Regions from separate parts of the Homo sapiens genome. Here region 2 is linked to region 1. A link is a contact called in ENCODE Hi-C data. All regions are on one chromosome and are shown on one strand. Each heading gives the region's core, a stretch centred on a gene start or an enhancer-like site at or near the end of the contact. The rest is flanking DNA. Distances are from core to core; before and after follow the strand shown. Region 1 holds the start of KLF13 (KLF transcription factor 13). Region 2 holds the start of TRPM1 (transient receptor potential cation channel subfamily M member 1).

Evidence for each region. Hi-C counts contacts between places; a loop is a spot of excess contacts on that map. Pooled maps may share reads with other maps.
Region 2: a pooled map shows a loop between it and region 1 (2.0-fold over the local background). The contact joins the promoter of TRPM1 here to the promoter of KLF13 in region 1. A Hi-C loop is called at or near these places in 1 of 50 pooled maps.

What each region holds. Positions count from the first base shown.
Region 1 is chr15:31,324,589-31,329,349 of GRCh38, reverse strand. It overlaps KLF13 (KLF transcription factor 13), which reads right to left and starts at 2,515. Exons shown (of 2, transcript NM_015995.4): 1 at 1,561-2,515. The coding sequence starts at 2,137. RefSeq lists an enhancer at 2,793-3,306 and a promoter at 2,334-3,390.
Region 2 is chr15:31,100,084-31,104,870 of GRCh38, reverse strand. It overlaps TRPM1 (transient receptor potential cation channel subfamily M member 1), which reads left to right and starts at 3,146. Exons shown (of 28, transcript NM_001252024.2): 1 at 3,146-3,214.

The DNA of each region.
Region 1 (4,761 bases), core at 1,266-3,765:
CGCCCCAATCGCTGCCCCCACCCGATACTCAGGATCCACCTGGAGCCGAGCTGAGCCTAGCCTGGCCCCTCCCCCAGGGCCACACCCACCCTGCAGCCGCGTCCCGAGCTGAACTCTGAGCCCACACTGACTCCCACCCCCAACCTGAGCCCCCACACCCTTAACTGACCCCGAATGCCTAGAAATGGCCCCGCTCTCACCCTCTACCCCATCACCTGCCACGTGGTTTGGAGCGGCCACAAAAGCCTCCCTGGGGAAAGTTAGTCCGAGATCTGAAAGCCTCACCTGCAGACCTTGGGCCCTTTCAGTTCCAAATGGTAAAAAAAAGGGGCCTTCAGCTCTAGGGTATCCAAGGCTGCAGCTTCTTTTTATGCCTTTTAATCACTATGTGAACTATTTTACAAATGAGAGACCACCACCCTTGGTCACAAGACAACAGTATTCAGTAGACGGGTTTTGAGCCTGCCCCCAAGGTAGAAGAGGTGAGTGTCACAGAAGAACTCACGTGAGCTCAGAGGAAGCATACAATTCTTTACACCAAAATGGGGAAGGATTGCCGTCCATTAAAATATTTTCATCTTTATGTTAAAAACGAAACAAAAAGGGGGGAGGGAACCGCCACAGATGAATCAACTACAAAGTATCGGGCCGCGCGTGGGAACTGTTGCCGCTGGGCTGGCGGGGGCGGGCGGTGATCCCCAGGCTGGAGGCTCAGCGCCCGCCCTGGTGCAGGTGCCGCCCGCCCCGCACCGGCCCAGGGCAGGTGAGAGGTGGGCAGGCGAGAGGGCAGCACGGAGGATGGGCAGCGGCCAGGGCATTCCTTTCCGGAGAGAGCCTCGAGGCCGAGGAGCCTAGGGCCGGGCGCGCCCCCGCCGGGCCGGATGGGCGGGGGCTCCCACAAAGAGCCGCAGGCGGGGAGCGGGACCCGGGACCGCCCCCCGCATCGCCAAGCGCCGCCGCTGACTTTGGTTACGACAAATTAAACCTTAGAGCGCTGGAAAAATTACAGGAAGAAGAGAGCGAAGAATGTGCCGAGTGGCGAAGGAAACCTTGTCCCTGCGTGAACTTCGCCCGCCGCGCGCCGGGGCCGGCCCCTCCCCTCCTGAGCGCGCGCCCGGGCAGCGGGGGAGGAAACGAGGAGGGACCCCGGAGAGCGTCCCCTGCCCCCGCTCCGGGCGCCCCACCGTCACGAGTGCCGCCTGCGGTCCACACCCAGGCCGCCCGCACCTGCCCGCGCCGCCTCCCGGCCGGGAGGGGTCCCCGCCCCCAGCCCAGATGACTATATCCGCCCCCGCGGCCCCACCCGAGCGCGCCCGGGGAGGGGGCGTGCCCGGCGGGGGCGCGGTCGCCTGGCGGGCGCCGGCTCCGAGAGCCAAGACCCGCCTCGCGCGACGCGCGGGGCCAGCCGCGGGTCGGAGCGGCAGGGGAAGGGGCGAGGCCCCGGGCGTTCCGGCCCGCCCGGCCCCCACCTCGCGCCCCATCGGGGACTCCGGGGGCGTGGTCGGGCAGCTCGCGCCGACCCCGTCCGCGCGATCCGGGCGCCCGCGCCGCCCCACTGACCTGTGTGAGTTCTCAGGTGCGCCTTGAGGTGCGAAGATTTCCCGTAAACTTTCTCGCAGCCCGCGTAGTGGCACTTGTGCTTCCTCTGCGGGGACTCGAGGTCGGCGCGACTTCGGCCCCGCCGGACCCTTTGTCTGAGGCCGGGCTCGCCGCTCCCCGCGGGCCCCGGCTCCCGCTCGGGCTCCAGCCCCGCCTCGGGCTCCGGCTCGCTCCACGCCGGGCTGGGGGGCGCGGCCGCCGCGCCTTCGGCGCCGGGGGAGGTGGGCTCGGGGGCGGGCGGCGGCAGGCGGCAGGGGGTCCTCGCCTTCCGGGCCGCGGCGCCCTCCCTGCGCTCCGCCGGGGCGGGCGCCGGCGCTTGCTGGTTGAGGTCCGCTAGGATCCGCGCCACCACGAAGAGCGAGGCGCTGTCCTTACCGTCGCGGCGCTCCTCGACGCGGGGCAGCGTGGGGGTGGCGGCCACGGCCGCGCCCTCGGGCCGGGACTCCGGCCCCTCCCGCGGCCCGTGCACGACCGCGCGGCTCGACATGGACACGAGGCACTCGGCGGCGAAGTGGTCCACATAGGCGGCGGCTGCCATGCTGCGGGCTGGGGCCGGCGGCGGTGCTCTTGCTGCGAGTCGTCAGCCGCGCATCCGCACCCACGGCCTCGGGAGAGCGGGCGGGGGGCGGGGGCGCGGCGCGCCCTCTCCTCGGGCTGGGCTGGGCTGGGCTGGGCGCGCAGCCGCCTGTGCCGTCACCCGCGCGGCTCCGCGTCTGCGAGGCGCCGGCCCGGCCGGGCACCGAAGAGTGAGCGCATGGGGCGCGCGGGCGACTGGGGTCCCCGCGCGGCGTCAGGGGCGGCCGGTTCTAAGGATGCCGAGCGGCAACGTTAGGGACCACCTCGCCAAGTCGCGGCCGCAGCTTCGCCGCGCATTGTGGCAGGCGGGACAGCTGCCGTGCGCGCCGCGGCTCCGTGTGGGCGGCCCGGCCCCGGGGGTGGGCGGGGCCGGGGCCACATCTGGACCCGACGTCAGCCCCCAGCCACATCCTGGCGGCGCAGGTTACAGGCGGCGGCGGCTGCGGGGAGCTGCGCGCGCGGAGGGGGCGGGGACCCCAGAGCGCGCACCGGCGGAACGGAGCGGTCGCGTGCCCGCGCCTGGGCAAGGGGGCGTGACCGAGGGCCGGGACAGACGCCATTGGTCCGTGAGTGCACGGCCAGGCCAATCCGAGCCGTTAGAGGGGCGTGCCCGGTCCCGGGCCCTGCGCGCGCCAGTGGGCGTGTCCCCTGGGCCGGTGGGAGGAGGGGCGGAAACTGGAGCGGGGCGCGCTGACGCATGACGTCCGGGGGCGGCGGGCCGGGTAGTCGCGGCGCGGAGCGGCTGCTTGTACCCCCCGCGGCGGGGACACAGCGAGCACTTCTCTGCCGGAGCTTTTATGTGGTGACAGCCTTGGCCCCCGGCATGGAGGGGAGCGGTTTCTGGAGGGCGCCATTTGTTCCTCCCGCGATGGGCGCCGGCGGGGAGGCGTGTCTGCCCGGCCGGGCGCGGGGCTGCCTAGGGGCGGAACGCACTCGCGCCGCGCCCTCCGCCGCCGGCTTGCCGGGTGGCCGCGCCTAGAGCCTCAGGCCGCTCGCCCTCCCCACGCCCCTGCCTTGCAGAGCTCCGGGAGTCCGGGCGGGGCAGCTCCCGCGGGAGGGACAGACTCGGGCTCGTTCCTGGGGTCCGGGGTGCGGCCGCGCTGCCCTTCAGCTCGGGTCAGCCCGAGCAGGACTGGCCTCGGCTGGCGGTGAGCCTGGCAGCCCGGGTGGCGCGCCCACCGCGGCCTGTGCCTCCAGAAGCGAACTACGTGCCAGGGCGGCCGGCGCCGCTGCTGAGGGAACGCGGGGCCCCTTCCTCCCCATCCCGCCGCAGGCCCGCTGCCAACTCTTCTAGGCTGCCCCTCTCCCACCGCGGTCGGGGGGGCTTCAAACGCCACCAGCTGCGAGGACCCCGCCCACCGCGCCCCACCCGCCCGCTGTCTGGGCCTCCCGGAGGAAATGCTCGGCTGCGCCCAGCCCGCGCCTCCCAGCCCGGGCTGGGCCACCTTGCCCTTGACTCTCACGGTAACCCCTACCCCAGCCCGCGGCCCCAGCCATTCTCCAGGCCTGGGCCGTCCTCGGAGACGCCGGTGAATAACTTCCCACCGCCGCGGAACCGGGCTCAGCAAACCCCCTACTGCCTCGCCCCGTTGCATTGTGCTTAATGGACGTTCGAAGGAGTCAGCCACCCTTGCTGTGTTCTGAGAGGAGCCTGGAGAATGAAGGAGCCCGGGCACTCACCCTCAGTGGACCCTCGCAGTGGGAGGGGGGTGTCATTCTTCTCTCAGAATTAAGGTTAATAGCCGAGTTCGAGTTCTCACCAAATTAATTTGGGGTTGGAGCTCAGTAAGACTGGTTTTCAGGTAACCGACGAGGGACCGAAACGGCCATTCTGGGTTGCGTGTTACGGTGAACAGCAAACTGCATGGATGTTTGAGCACCCTCAGTATCTGTAACTAAAACCCTGAAATGCGGTCTCGCTGATTGAGTTGCTACCCTCTGGGGAGACTAAAGGTGCTGGACTGGGTCTGGTCCCTTTAGGAGGGTCTGTGCTTGGTAGAAAGTAATCGTGTTTCTTCCAGGCAGATTGTGTTGATGACATTTAATAAGAGACGTGTGTCCTGACCAAGTAATGATTCGGAATGTTCCTCTATTCCCACCACATGTCACAATTAGTCACTTCTTAAGGAAGGAGTGGTCCTACACCAGCTTATCAGCCACCCATACCCTCCTGGCCCCTTTCCAGCCAGCAGAATTCTCCCCAATCTTCAAGGTGCCACGTCTCCCCACTGGGTCACCCCAGCCGGCATACACAATGGTAGGCCGTCTAGAGTCTGCACTATTCTAGTATTAGGCTACTACAGCCATGAACAAAACAGGCCTGCCTTGGGTGAGGGGATGCCCTACGTGGTCAAGGGTCCTCTGCATTGATGCACCCCCCTAAGAGTTTTCCAAGAATGTGGGTCCCAAAGAATTTTGACTGTGCTCTGTGGCATTCTGTATAGAAAACTGAGCTCCTTGGCTGGTTTCTCAAAAATCCACTCATTTGATGATTGTCGTGGTGTTCACTGACTTTATCCCAAACCTACATGGAAGGGTCTTCCGGACAGACAGCTCTTCCCCAAAGAAAATCTCCTCTTAGCTAAG
Region 2 (4,787 bases), core at 1,897-4,396, 230 kb after region 1:
TGTAATCCCAGCACTTTGGGAGGCCAGGGTGGGCGGATCACAAGGTCAGGAGATTGAGACCATCCTGGCCAACACGGTGAAACCCAGTCTCTATTAAAAATACAAAAAAATTGGCCGGGCGTGGTGGCAGGCACCTGTAGTCCCAGCTACTCGGGAGGCTGAGGCAGGAGAATGGTGTGAACCTGGGAGGCGGAGCTTGCAGTGAGCCGAGATGGCGCCACTGCACTCCAGCCTGGGCAACAGAGCAAGACTCCGTCTCAAAAAAAAAAAAAAAAAAAAAAAAAGGAAGATCACCATTTTGCAAGTCCTAGGGATATCATGGCCCTAGACAGTCATCACCAAAGTCCGCCGGCATTGCAAAAGAGATGTCTCCTAACAGAAGGACACACTACCACCAAAAAGTCTTATTGCAAAAGTCCACCTTGAATCTGAACAGGTTTCGAGACTAACTATTGGTCAGGAAGTGCAGGGAACAAAGGAGCATGAGAAACAATATTGCTGGCTCATCTCAGAGTCCAACCAGGACCCTTGGGCCTCCACCTGGGGTGTCCCCTGCTAGCCTGGGGATCTCCCATGACCTCATCAGGGCCCCACACAGGTGAGCATACAGGTCACTGTCCCCACACTCTCACCAACTGTGACCGCCAGCCGGCCTCTTATTCCCTCTGAGGAATGTGTCCTCATGGCTCCCCCATGAGGAGAAGGACTGCACCCCCGCAGCTGGGTGAGGAGTGAGTGGTCAGTATCCACCCTTCACGGTGGTGTTCTTGTGTCCTCAGACGGCTCCACAGACACATAATGATTCTCAGACCTTACAGCGTCTCTCCACAGTCCTCACACACTGTGTCCATGCACCAGGTCATCCAAGTGACTTCATGGGGGAGGATGCCTCTGGAGAGTGGACAGTCTGGTGAGAACCCCTTTTCCCCACAGCTGCAGCTCAACACCGCCCAACAGAAATACAAGGTGAGCCATAGCTGTGAGCCACAGAGCAGAGGCAATTTTAAATTTTCTTTTTTTTTTCTTTTTCTTTCTTTCTCTCTTTTTTTTTTTTTTTGGATACAGAGTCTCACTCTGTCACCCAGGCTGGAGTGCAGTGGTGTGATCTCAGCTCACTGCAACTTCCGCCTCCAGGGTTCAAGTGATTCTCCTGCCTCAGCCTCCCGAGTAGCTGGGATTACAGGCACCCACCACCATGGCCGGTTATTTTTTATATTTTTAGTAGAGATGAGGTTTCACCATGTTGGCCAGGCTGGTCTCGAACTCCTGACCTCAGGTGATCCACCTGCCTCAGCCTCCCAAAGTGCTGGAATTGCAGGCGTGAGCTGGGCCAATTTAAAATTTTCTAGTAGTCAGTTTTGAAAAGTAAATAGAAGCAGGTGAAAAAAATTAATAACATTCTATTCAACCCAACATGTTCTAAATATTTCAATGTGCAATCGATTATTATCACAAGTCTTGGCAATCCCGTGTATATTTTACATTCGGAGCATATCTCAATTCTGACTGGCTCTGTTTCCAGCACTCCATAGCCACGCGTGGCCTGTGGCCACTGTGTGAGACATCTCAGCTCCCAGTTGCAGGCCACACTGCATGGACCCTGGGGAGGAGGGGTGTTCTCTTGGGGAAGGATGGGGCTCCCATTGTTTCCATCTTATCTGAACCTGAAAAAGAGCTTATTTGTCTAGTGAAGGGCCCACTGCCTGGAGAGCCACTGACTGGCAGCCGGTCGGGCTGGCCATTGGTGCTGACCACAGAGCCTCCACACCTCCCAGCCATGGCAGTGCCGGCCATCAGCTCACTTCCCCATGTGGTCTTTCCCCACTGCTCCCAGACTGATTTCAGATGCCCCGGATTGCCCTGACTGTGCCTTCAGAATTCCGGCCACGTAGCACCCTCCCTCAGCCCCCGGAAGGGTTCCCGCTGAAGCCGTGACTCTCTCAGGCCTCAGGAGCCAACACCAGTTCAAGAAAGAAGACTCGGGAGCCAGGCCAGGGAGGCTGCTGCGGTCATTGTGCGCCCAGGGGCTGTGCGCGCTCCAGCAAAGCACGTGGGAGCCACTCACCAGACCCTTTGCACGCCCACTCTGCGGTGACAGACCCTGAGAGAAACGAATGAAAGCAAAGACAGACCCAGAAAATGGCCTGGCACATGTGCTTCCGTCAGAAGTTCAGAGATTCCCTGAGCCCCAGGCTGTCTGCCAGGCATTGGGTGGGGGAGTGAGCCCAGCCTCCAGCTTCAGGACTCTACATATGGGCAGAACTTGACAACCTGGGCACTCCCACTCCACCCCACCTGCTCTCTGGGCAAGCCACCCTCTCACATGACTCAGAGTCCTCATCTGTAAAATGGGAACACCCCTAATTGCCCTTACGTCCAATCTGTCTGCTCCTCTGTGAGAAGCGGGAGGCGGACAATGCCCAAGAGCCTCAGATGCTGGGGAAGACCCAGCCCCTCTGCAGAGAGGGATAGTTCAGGGTTTGGGTTTTTTCTTTCCTCCTGGGCTGAGAAAGCTCATGGAAAGCTGGAATAACCACGCATACTGTTACAGCAAATCCAACAGAGCTCCCACCGTGGTGGTTTTCAGGTGACTGTGGATGCCAAGCAGGCAAGCTCCTGGTGAAGGGGGGAGAGCAGGGATTAGAAGCACTCAGAAGGGGCTGAGAGTCATGTGGGGCTCACACTGCATTTGCAGCTGGGTTCACCCTGACCTCAGGCCCAACTTAGATGAGGAAGGATTAGCAGTAATTAGTGCCATGTGCCGCCTTCTCCCAGCTCCCCGGGGCACGAACACTGCCCAGCTGATGAGGGGATTCTGAAAGAACCATTATGTCCAATTGTCTCAATTATGCAAACCCTGCTGACATTTCCAGCCAGGGAAGGGCGGCTGGGTGGGAGGGGGCCATGGCGGGGCCACTTCAAAGGAAAAGCTCTAGCTCCCCTACCTCTCTCACATCCTAAGGCTGCCTTTGTGGGATTCCACACAGAACAGCCTGGAAGCTTGGGGCCCTGGCTTCCTTTTCTGGCCTGGGAGTCAGGTCATGGGGCCATCGCTTCACAGCAATCATGAGGGCCCAGGCCCAAGTGCTCACATGCTCCTCATGGGGACTGCTCCTCTTAAAGGGTGGGCCCTCCTCACCCAGCTCCCTGCCCTGGCCAAGGAGGAGGCTGAAAGAGCCTGAGCTGTGCCCTCTCCATTCCACTGCTGTGGCAGGTAAGCTCAGATGCGGGTAAGCACAGGTGAAGGGAGGTCAGGTGCAGGTATCCTCAGGTGTGGGTAAACTCAAGCGTGGACAAACTCAGGTGCAGATAACCACAGATGCAGTTAAGCTCAGGTGTTGGTAACCTCAGGTGCAGGTAGGCTCAGGTGCAAGTAAGAGCAGGTGCAGGCAAGCTCAGGTGTGCTTTCTGGGGCCTGTTACTCATCTCCTCTTGAGGCTGGCTGGACAGGACCCTATGGAGCAGCTGGTGAACCTGTGTTCAGCCTGGGTTCCAAGAGGCTGTCTCAGCAGAAGGGACCCACCAGGTTGATTCACAGAGGGGATAAGTACTCTGTCAGCTGGTCTCAAAGAGGCTGAAACCCTCTGAGCTTCCCTCAGGGCCAGCTTCTAAATCCAGGTGCCAGGGATCTGCTCAGGAGCCCCGGCTCCAGGCCTCAACCTCTTGCCTGTCATTCCTTAGCATCTTACTTTGCTTCAGGGAAAAGGTGCACCTTCCTTAGAACCCCAGAAAATGCTGAAGTTCTAGGAGAGACAGGGTTTATACTTGTAAGCCTTTATCAGCTGATATTTCACCTGTGAAAGCCTTGGGGAAGAGATTGGTTACACGGAACAGGATCAGGAGGGGAGATTACTGCTCCCTCTCACTGCTGGGAGCAGTGCAAACTGGTTTCTGGAAGGCAGTTCAACAACATGCAGCAAAGCCCTGCAAGTCCACACCTAGGAACCCATCCTGAGGAGCGAATCCTGAAGGGATGCCAACATTGACACAGCTTTGTGTGCTACCGGGAAGCACAGCAAACAACCCAAACGCCCAGAAGCAGAGGGCTGGACACATCAATCATGGTCTGTCCATAGGATGAAACATCACGCAGTCACTTTTAAAATGACAGAGAAAAAGGCATAATAACCGTACAGAATTATTGTGTTTTTCATTACACACACATGCACCTGTCTAATCTATTCACGGAAAAAGCCTAGAAATACAAGGAAATATCAGTTGTTTTAGGATGGAGGCCTTATGGGTGGTGTTTATTTATTCTTTTGTACATTTCTACATTTTTTGTCTTCTTTAATCATTTTCTATCACAAATTAATTTTCCTTTTTTTCCCAGAAAATATATCTTTTGTACTTTTTATTAGTACATCATAGTTGTGCATATTGTGGGGGTACATGTGATTTTTTGGTGCATGTATACAATGTGTATGTTTTTTTAAACCTTAGCAAAAATTAGCAAAAGTAGTGGGGGAGGTAGGGAGGAATGAAAATATTTGCAGGGCCAGGCGCGATGGCTCATGGCTGTAATCCCAGCACTTCGGGAGGCTGAGGCAGGCAGATCACGAGGTCAAGAGATAGAGACCATCCTAGCCAACATGGTGAAACCCTGTCTCTACTAAAAATACAAAAATTAGCTGGGCATGGTAGTGCGCGCCTGTAGTCCCAGCTACTCGAGAGGCTGAGGCAGGAGAGGTTGAACCCAGGAGGTGGAGGTTGCAGTGAGCCGAGACTGCGCCACTGCACTCCAGCCTGGGCGACAGAGTGAGACTCCATCAAAAAAAAAAAAAGAA